Regions from separate parts of the Homo sapiens genome. Here region 2 is linked to region 1. The links are chromatin contacts, found by Hi-C or POLR2A ChIA-PET in ENCODE. All regions are on one chromosome and are shown on one strand. Each heading gives the region's core, a stretch centred on a gene start or an enhancer-like site at or near the end of the contact. The rest is flanking DNA. Distances are from core to core; before and after follow the strand shown.

Region 1 (5,275 bases), core at 1,645-4,144:
GGTCACAGTTGGGGAATTTCTGCCACTGCGGAGGAGCCAACCAGCTGGCTCTGAGCCTGTATTTCATAGCCTCACTGTCACAAGGCTGCTAGGTAAGAATCACCTTTTTTCTGATCCGTAGTGATTTGCACTTCTCCTCAGTAACTATATTTATGCTTAAAGCAATTCATGCCCTCCATTTAGCCTGTATCTTTCCTCTTATGGAGCTGTAGTGCACATTAATCTCACCTGACTTTACATCTCATTTAAGGGAGAGGCTGGAAGAAAGTTTTGTGGTTGAGAAACTGAAATAAAGAGGGACTAATACCAAATTATAATTATGTCTTACAGTTTTCAATTTTTAAAAATGTCCCAGACCAATGTTTCTTAAATCTGGGAGCTACATTAACCTTGTAAAGGCAAAAAAGTTTCATGAAGTCTCAAAACTATGTCTACTTACTTCAGTGGGAAAAATACTACTTTATGGAACAAAAGTCTTATTCTACAAGCAAAGTTTTTCAAATATGAATTGTCACTGCAAATAATCTTTATAACAGGTGAAGTTATTTTTGTACTATCTTTAAAATGAAAAATTAACATTTAAAATTCCTCACAAAATTACCAAATCCTTGAGAATGCAGCCAAGCCTGCCCCACCTAGTTTGAGAAAATCTGTACCAGCCACAAGTTTATTTCTATATTATATATCCCCAATTATATATTAGGTCTTTGGAGGCCCTGGCAGTGTAAGGCACCACACCTCTCTTTCTCTTTCTTTTTTGAGATGGAGTCTCACTCCATCACCCAGGCTGGAGTGCAGTGGCGTGATCTTGGCTCACTGCAACCTCAGCCTCCCAGGTTCAAGCGATCCTACTGCCTCAGCCTCTTGATTAGCTGGGACAACAGGTGTGCACCACCACACCCAGTTAATTTTTCAGGCTGGTCTCAAACTCCTGACCTCATGTGAGCTGCCTGCCTCGGCCTCCCAAAGTGCTGGGATTATAAGCATGAGCCACCGCACCCTGCACGCTTGTTTCTTTCTGTATGGATTTAAAGGGAAAAAAAATCAAAGCATATTTCTTTTAATTTGTTCATGCAATATGTAGTTATCTGCATTCCATTTGTCTGGGTTTGCTGTGTGTGAAAAGCTGATGTCATTAGTACCGACAAGGTCTTCGACTTTGTTTTGCACGTGCTTTAAGCCCCACTTGTATTCTCAAGTGTCAGGCTCTCTCTGGGGTGGGCTGATGACCATTCTTCCACCTGGAGATGCGTATTTCATCCAGCTACTGGCAGCTGCAAGGGTTTCAAGGCCTAGGAAAAGCTTAGTCCTCTGAGACTGCTGCTTGCCCAGAAATACAAGTCATACTTTTGTGATATCTGGTTGCTTGCCATATGGTGTCTCAAGGGGTCTGGGATCATTTACTGCAATAATTCAGTGGGATCATGTGACAGTGCTCAGGGTCTAAGACAGGCACACAAGAAACATCACTACTACTGCATGGCCTTCTTTAGCAGCATGTGGAAATGTTGCAAACCATGGGAAGGCTTGGATTAACCCCATAAAGGGACAAAGCAAGGAAAGAACTGGCTGGGATTCCCAACAATCTTGGAGTTCAAAGGACCCATGGTAGGGCTGTTCTGGAGTGTTGGATGGGATGATAATTATTAATAGTTCCATCTGGTTCCTATAAAAACAATCACTTCAAAAACATTGATTATTAAAAGCCTCATAGAAAATTTATTTTTACCACTTCTCGGCCTGGGTAAGATCAAGTGTGGTATCTGTTTATATCAGTTTAATATCTGATACATCCTCTATCGGAGGATAATATATTGAATGGATTTTTGGAGCTAGTAGATGGACTAGTAACTTGCCCCACTCCACCCATTGACCTGGTATTACAGTACCTCCAGGAATGGTGCATCCCCTTTGGGGTATAGAATGGTTGCAACAAAAAGTAGATCAAGGCTGGGTGTGGTGGTTATGTCTGTAATCCCAACACTTTTGGAAGCCAACGTGGAAGGATCGCTTGAGCTCAGGAGTTTGAGACCAGCCTGAGCAACATGGTGAAACCCCATCTCTACAAAAAAAAAAAAAAAAAAAAAAAAAAATATTAGCTGGGTGGGGTGCAATATGTTTGTAGTCCCAGCTGCTCAGGAGGCAGAGTCACTTGAATCCAGGAGGTAGAGGTTGCAGTGAGCTGAGATCGCGCCATTGCACTCCAGCTTGGGCAACAAGAGGGAAACTCTATCTCAAAAAATAAAAAATAAAAATAATAAAGAATTTTTTTTAATTACTGGGAGGAACAGTGTCAAAGTTTTAATGTTGTCTTTCAGGGATAAGATGACAAATGGCTTTTCCTCCTGCCTCTCTCTATATTTCTATACTTTCCAAATGAGCTACAAGAATGTAATGTAGATATTCATACTCAGACTGACTGGCTCCACTATCTAATACCCAGGTGGCCCTGGACTAATTTCTAATCTCACTCTACTTCCATTTTTTTCTGTAAATGGGGATTCTATGAATAATGCCTGCTTTCGTAAAGCTGTTGTGAGAATTAAATGAGGCAATACAAGTAAAGGTTTAAACAGAGCCTGGCATATAGTAACTACACCCACATTTTGGCTATTGTTACTATTACTGCTATACTTAATTGATTCTAAGACTCACATTTTTCTCTTTCATTTTTACTGCTTTCTAATTGGAATATATCTCATAGCTGATGATATGACATGCTTAATGGACAACCCTTTTTATTGTCTTGGTGACTTTGGTGGTTTGATGCAGTCAGTCTGAACAGCTGTGCAGTTGGCTTTGCACTGTTGCAGTCTAGGTCAGAGGCTCTATCCCTTGGGCTATGTGGTATTTTGAACTTGCTGATTACTGCTGTTTATGAAGGCCTTATCCACAGGCCAATAGCTATCTTTTTGAAGGCAGACCCGACAAATGCATGGGGCCCACAGTTGCCTTCAGAAGCTAGCCATGAGGGGGCTGGTGAGCAAGCAGACACTGGCCTTCCTGTCCTCAACAAAGCTACTGTCCCCCAGTGGGGGCTTTGCTCAGCTGGCTGCTGCCTGTCCTTGGATTACACAGGCATAAATGCTCTGGCCTCTTGGGCTTCTGGACAGATTCTAGTGGGCCTCAAAGGGCTTAATACTGAAAAAGCTAAGGCAGTAGTCCATTTGTAAGGGGGTAGGGGAAAGTCTTTGGACATACTTTAAAAGCAGCACACTTTTGGTGCTTTTAAAATGCAGTGCAGCTGAAGGGTATTTGTGTGTGTGGTGTGTGTGTGTCTGTGCATGCGTGTGTGTATGTTGCAGGAAGTTTCAGTTAAGAGTGCCAGACCCTGGGAGGGAGCACTAGATGAGCTGCTCCAATTTCATTCTGCATCCAGGACCAAAGAGTGAGCTGTGAAGGAGCTAACCTTAAATTCATAGGATTTGTACACAGATTCAAGGATCACTCCTCATTGTGTGATCTCAAGATGTCCCAGATTAGAATGCAGAGTTCTTAGGACTACTGACCTGGCAGTAAGAGGTAGTAGAAACAGCCTCTATGAGCAAAGACAGAAAAAGCCAGATCAGAAAAGAATATGATTGCTGTGTAACTTGGCGGTGCCTACGTTCAGTTCAATATTGGGGTGCTAGTGAAGGAAGATGTGTGCTCCAATGGAAAACTATGAAACTATGTCACATCTAGACTAGCACAATACACCCTTCATGGTTATCTAATTTCTATTCTATGGGAGCTATTTTCTAACTCTGTAAGTAGGAAAATAACTGATGCCAATCAAAATAATTACTTTCTTTGTATTTTGAAATTTTTTTGAAGTGAAATTTTTTCTGGTGGAGGAACAATACTCCCTCATCCTCTCACTACCCCATGCCCATGCAGAAGCCAGTTTTGCATCCAAATGAGCATTCACATCAACATTTCTTAGTCCATAAAAATTTGTACTTCTATGACTTCTCCTTTGAACCAGTTGCCTGGTTTCTCCACTTAATTAATGGGTTACATAACATCTTTAACATGTGCTCATTTTCTATCTATATGAGAGTCATGATTTTGCTTCTTTTTAAAATATCTTTGAACACTAGAAACATGGGATTCAAAGGACAAAGAACAATTTAGGAAGTTTTGAATATACTGGATGGGAAAGAAAGGCACCTCAAATAAGACTGGGAATGCCCCTAGGTCAGCTCTCTGGACTTTGCTCAAAGCAGCAGTATCTTAAATGCTCTTTTCTGAGAGGTGACAATATGCGTAGGAGTATTTCTCTCCCCATCTGGAAAATTCATGGTTCCAAAAATAAACTCTTGCCAAGAGCCATTTCCTAGTTATTGTTAAGCTCCCAGATCATGGCCTATGGACAAGTGGCATAAACTCTGGCATACTGGTGCAGCTCAAACCAAGAAAGTGTCTTCTTCCACTCAATGCTGCCGAATCTCTGCTGCGGTCTTTGCCAACTCTCTTTGGTTTAGACTAAGTACTGAGTTGGGAGAATATAATTTTGTTCTGGGATAACTGCCCTAGGGACTGGGGATGCAGCAATTTTCTAAATTTGGTAAATGTGGGACCAGTGCTATTAAGTACTACTAATTAACTCTGAACTTTTTCCAAGGGTGGTACATGAAAGATTTAGCGTGAAGTAATACTACATCTTGAGAACTACACTAATTCTGTTATGGAACAGCTTAAGCTGTAACTGCTGAAAGAATCACATTATCCAAGATGGAGAATCTCTATCTGAAAACTGAACAAGATAAGAGATTGAGAGGGGTAAATTTTGAATTGGTATGTCTTTGGACATTAACACTGAATGGCAAGGGAAACTGATTCTGGACTTTTAATTCCATTGGACAATAATGTTTTTAGAGTCATCTTGTAAGCAGGCTTAGTTGCTCTTGTGAACTCTTTATTTTTCTTGAGATACAGTATTGCTCTGTTGCCAGGCTGGGGTGCAGTGGTGTGATCATTGCTCACTGTGATTTCAAACTTCTGGGCTCAAGCTCAAGCAGTCCTACAGGTATGCACTACCACACCTGGTAATTTTTTTCCAGAAAAAAAATTAACAGGTTTATTTATAATTATTACAAAGCAGAACTGCTGAAACTTGTTCACTGAAACATTTTGACTTGCATTAACGCTTTACGTCCCTGCATTTACATTAAAAATTCACAAGAACTACCAATAACAGCAAGAAGATAATTTTTTTTTTTGAGAATGAAATGTTTCCCATCATAGTGGATTCTTAAGCACATTCTCCACGTATGCAACGTGCTAGCTGGAT
Region 2 (5,275 bases), core at 1,214-3,713, 74 kb before region 1:
TTTTAGAAGACAGGGGCCCTGCTATGGTTGCCTAGCATAGCCTCAACTCCTGGGCTCAGGCAATCCTCCCACCTTACCCTCCCAAGTAGCTGGGACTATAGGCACACACCATGCCTGGTTTTGATGCACTGACTTTTACCTTCATTCACTGGCCTAGCAACACCTTCTTTACAGAGCCTAACAATAACTGGGTAGAGAAGAAAGTAACCAATCAGAGGAGAGCCTCACTGCCCCTTCTGCAGAGGCACTGTTTAAATGGCAAAATGCAAGTGTGATTCAAAGAGGAGTATCTCCTCTTGTGGAGAACATGCTGGGCATGATGTCATCAAACTGAATTATGTCAAGAAGGGGCATGGTGTGGCATACAGGCATGATCTGTCCCCATCGTTCTCTTTAGCTTTATCTCCTGCCTCTCTTCCCCGTGATTTCTCAGCTTGCCTTCTTGCTATTCCTGAACACATCAAGTGTGGTCCCATTTGAGGGACACTGCACTTCTTTCTGCCTGAAACATTCTTTTCTTTACTGTTTTCATATTCTTCCTCTCTTATCTCATTCAGTTTTCCTCTCAAATGTCAGGTCGTCAAAGAGGTATTCCCAATGACCCTATCTAATATAGGCTTTCCTCCATCAAGCTTTATTCCCTTATACTGTTTCATTTGTCTTCAGACTAATTACAATCTTAAATAATTTACTGCCTATCTCCTATCACCAGAATGTAAACCCACAGGGCAAGGGTGACATCCGTCTTACTTATCACTGTATTACTAGTGCTTAGAATAGGGCCATACAAACAACAAATAAATACTTGAAAGAATATGGACAGGAAAAGAGAAAGAGTGTAATGGAGAGACAGATCAGAAAGTATCCAGAAAGACCACCCCTCTTCCCAGAGGCCTATCTCTAGAAGGCCTAGTCAGAGGCCTAACTCTACAAGGGCTTCCTCCACTTGGAATCTTAAGAAAACAGTTATTAGCTAGAATTGTCCTTTATTCACTTCAATATCCTTCTAAGAGTTGCTTGATTCTTCAGCAAAGAAAGCTGTTTTAACTATATTGTACTTCAAAGGATTTGATGAGAGGAAAGCTGAAAAGGCAGATGGGTGAGGAAAAAATGTGTTTAGTTAGCCTAATGTGACAGTTTTATACAACAAGAAGTTGGAAGGGGACTGGGCCCTCTAGATGGTAACAACTCAGAATCACCTTGAATTATAAAACAGCAGTGACAAAATCCATAATCCACAGGTACAAAAAAGACTAAGTGCTAAAGGTAAGAATGAACTCTTGACTTTCAAACAAAAATTAGCAAAGATTTCCTTTCAGAACGAAAAAGACAAGGACACTGATAACCTCAGGTTACACAGGTAAGTTTAATTTTATACAAAAGAAAGATATATACACATTTCTTAGGACATGCAAATTATTAATGTGCTATTACCATATACTGTCTTTTTTAAATTTTAACAAGAGAGTGGCTGAACATTAACATATTCAGTTATCTTAAAGCCACAATGTTTAATAAATCCATCATCAGCTTCAAAGCATTTATTTGTGTTATTAATGTCTAAAAGGTATATCCTATTCACTGGGACATTCTGAAAAGAAAAATAAAGACCGGGGGGAAATACACTAAGTGTTAATAATTATCTGTGTGTGGTAAAATCAAGAATGACCTTAGTGGCCTTAATATTTAATTTTCCACAGTCACAAAAAAAGAAACTTACTTAAAATTGAAAACAACTTTGCTAAAGAATATAATATAGGTACGTCACGTAAGGCCTTCTTTTAGAAAAGCCATGAAATGACCTATAACATTGTCCTATTTATAACACTTACCTCATAACCAAAAATCATTTTAACTTTGAAGACTTTATTTCCTCCTTTACAATTAAATATTCAAAAGGTTTAGTCTTAATTTTTAAAAAGCAAGTTTTCCAGCATACTCCACATAAAAACTGTGAACGTATAAGCATTTGGGTTTTTCGAGGATACTTTGATATAAGGAAAACCTGAAATTAAGATCTATTGTGACACAGGTTCAGTATTGCATATTACAAGGAACTATTCCTGATATTAACAACCTCAGAAGCAATCTAAAATTTCAGAAAACTAATATATATTAAAAGCTAATAAAGAGGGAATAGTGGTGATAGACATGTTAGTTAGCTTGATTTACCCATTTCACAATATATACATATACAAAAATAACATGTACACGGTAAATATATGTAATTTTTTTTTGTCATCTATACCTCAATAAAAACATATATTTTTTTAAATTTGTTGAGACAGGGTCTCCTCTGTCACCCAGGCTGGAGCGCAATGGCGCAATCTCAGCTCATTGCAGCCTTGATCTCCGGAGCTCAGTGATCCTCTCACCTCAGCCACCTAAGCAGCTAAGACTATAGGTGTGTGCTAACATGACTCACTAATTTTTGTATTTTTGGCATAGAGACAGGGTTTTGCCACGTTGCCCAGGCTTGTCTTGAACTCCTGGGCTCAAACAATCCTCCCATCTAGGCCTCCCAACGTGCTGGGATTACAGGCATGAGCCACTGTACCCGGCCATAAAAATAAATATTTTTTTAAAAGTTTAGAAGAAGAAATAGCAGACCCTTGTTTGCCTACCCACCATCCACTCCTTTCTTTCATCTTTCCAACAGAATATCCATTTTATTCCCGTTTTCACTCTCATCTTCAGCTCCAATCCAAAGTTGGATGTTGATTAGGGTAAGAATATTGGTCTTGGGTGGGTCTAACCAGAATGAAGGGAAAGACACAGTCCAGGACTGCAGAAACAGATGGTTGTCTCTTTCTGAATTGAACTGATTACCAAAGGAGAAAAACAGCCTTTGGATAATAGTAATTTTGTGATGAGTAAAGCAGAGAAAGAGAAAGAAATTGGATCTACAATAAAGTCATTGATTTGCTGAATCAAATACTTTTGGAATCGGTCTACTACTCTGCACTTCCTATAATGTACCTAACATAGTTCTTTCCAAGCACTTGAGTCAGGCTACATAAAACCCAATTTATGCAGACAAACGCATTATAACTAATATGGAAGGAAACCAAATCGTATGGAATTTTCTTCTTAACAAAAAGCTGAAATGCCGTGTGTTAGTATGTGTTAACACCCTCATACTCAGGAGTGTTGATAATTCTATCTTGATCACAGACATAAGTTTAATTATCCCATCTGCCACAACGTCTTAATAGTCACTAAAAAAAGACATGAGTGAACATGGATGGATCTTTTTAAGGGATATTTTTAAAAGAAAAAAGAAGTTATCTATACTTTCAACACTTTGTATTTTTATGTTAAGATTTAAAAAAAAAAAAAAAAACGAGAAAGAAGAATCTTAGAGTTCCTCCTAAGGCTTGCATTTGGTTAACAGTTTAATTAAATACAGTTTATTAAAAAAATTGAGGCAACTCATATAGGTTAATTTGAAATTTTTCCTGCTTGCACTTAATATGTGTGTGGTGTGTACACACACATGCATACATACACACAGTATTTTATATCTGAAGAAACAACTAAGATAATTCACACAAAAGAAAGACATTTCCACTTTATAAAAGTAATTCACAGGCCAGGCATGGTGGCTCAGATCTGTCATCCCAGCACTTTGGGAAGCCAAAGCTGGAGGAGTGTTTGAGGCCAGGAGGTTAAGACCAGCCTGAGCAACATAGTGAGACCTTTTCTCTATAAAAAAAGAAAAATTTTTTAAAAGTAATTCACCAGAGGATACACTATGGAATCACAACCGAAGGGATTTTTTTGTTTGATAGCTATGTAAAAATATATTTAGTTTATAAAATATAAGTCTCATTAGTTATTTACAGTAATGCACAAATACTGTCAGGTAAGTATTAAAAGACTAAAGGTTACTGTTGTCAAGTCGCTGAAGCTAAGTATCAACTTAAAAAGACAAACCAAGCAAAACATTTGAATTTGTGCAGTCATAGACCAAGGATATAGAAGGCAAAAACGAAAAGGGATGCATTTTGAGTCCAGACTTGAATTTTTTTTTTTTTTTTTTTTTTTTTTTTTTTTTTTTTTGAGATGGAGTCTCACTCTGTCACCCAGGCTGGAATGCAGTGGCACGATCTCAGCTCACTGCATTCTCCACCTCCCCAGGTTCAAGCAATTCTCCTATCTCAGCCTCGAGCGAGTAGCTGCACTTATAGGCGTGCGCTACCATGCCTGGCTAATTTTTGTATTTTTAGTAGAGATGGGGTTTCACCATGTTGGCCACACTGGTCTTGAACTCTTGACCTCAGGTGATCCGCCTGCCTTGGCCTCCCAAAGTGCTGAGATTACAGGCATGAGCCATGGCACCCAGCCCACACTTGAATTCGTAATGTCTGACTCTAGCAGAATGAACCAAAACTTCTGTTTAGCAAAACAGGTGCGCAACTTCCTATTTCTCACATATAACAGCTTGGAGCCACAATCGAATCTAACAATCTATTACAGCATGAAATGGAAATGTGCACTGTTAAAGGGCAGAGATGAATATGTAAGTTGTTATATTTGAGGGAGATAAATGAGGAATGAAAATGAAGTGCAGTAGGATAAACTTGTTGGCAAATGGTTAAACATTTTTTAAACTGCTCAGTGTTAAACGATTACTGTTGGACTCAAACCTCAGCATCCTGCCAGTATATGGAATTGTTAGCTCAGTCACACCTCTAGATATTGTTTAATAAATTAAACTCAATATTTTTATTCATATTGGACATATACTTCTTAGAGACCCCTTAAAACAGAAACAGCTGAGTAACACATATGCCATCATTACTTTTATGCTAAAGGCAGAGATTCTTAAAACCTCTAGTTAGTGAAGGACTACATTTTAAGAGATAGAAGGAAACTCAGCAAGTTAACTAATCCCAACTCTATCCCAAGCTAGGAGATTCTAAATAAATGCATTTAGCAAAGAGTTAGAGAGTTTTCTATGTTCAAGACTCAGTGTTGACTGCTTAGAATGACAAAAATATACCTAAAATCTGATACGTTCCTTCAAGTATTCTATAGGATGGCTGCCACGAGGAATTATAGGCTGTGAACGAGAATACTGTGTCATAACAAAGATGAAAAAAATCCTAAAAACCAGGAGGAGGCTTTGAGCAAGATCAAAGGCTTCACGGAATGTTTAGGTGATGTTTGTGCTGGGCCTAGAACAAGGGGTTGAATTTGTACACGTGGCAATGGAAAGGAAGGACATTCCAGGCAGCAAGAATAGAATGACGCCCTACACAAACAGACACTT

Evidence for each region. Hi-C counts contacts between places; a loop is a spot of excess contacts on that map. ChIA-PET counts read pairs that join two places held with the same protein, here RNA polymerase II (POLR2A). Pooled maps may share reads with other maps.
Region 2: POLR2A ChIA-PET joins it to region 1 with 11 read pairs in activated T-cell. The contact joins two enhancer-like sites. A Hi-C loop is called at or near these places in 1 of 168 maps with a recorded cell type or tissue (Caco-2) and 4 of 50 pooled maps. POLR2A ChIA-PET finds 5 or more read pairs at or near these places in 2 of 52 experiments (PC-9 and activated T-cell).

What each region holds. Positions count from the first base shown.
Region 1 is chr5:115,770,955-115,776,229 of GRCh38, reverse strand. It overlaps the pseudogene H3P24 and the pseudogene RNU2-49P. Among named protein-coding and RNA genes, the nearest start is that of CDO1, 43 kb to the left of the region's middle. Within about 2 kb of position 2,894, at least 2 of the 41 ENCODE cell types and tissues checked have a DNase peak (open chromatin) inside an H3K27ac peak, as active enhancers do.
Region 2 is chr5:115,844,624-115,849,898 of GRCh38, reverse strand. The region is part of intron 1 of AP3S1 (adaptor related protein complex 3 subunit sigma 1); the gene reads right to left. Among named protein-coding and RNA genes, the nearest start is that of AP3S1, 5.3 kb to the right of the region's middle. Within about 2 kb of position 2,463, at least 2 of the 41 ENCODE cell types and tissues checked have a DNase peak (open chromatin) inside an H3K27ac peak, as active enhancers do.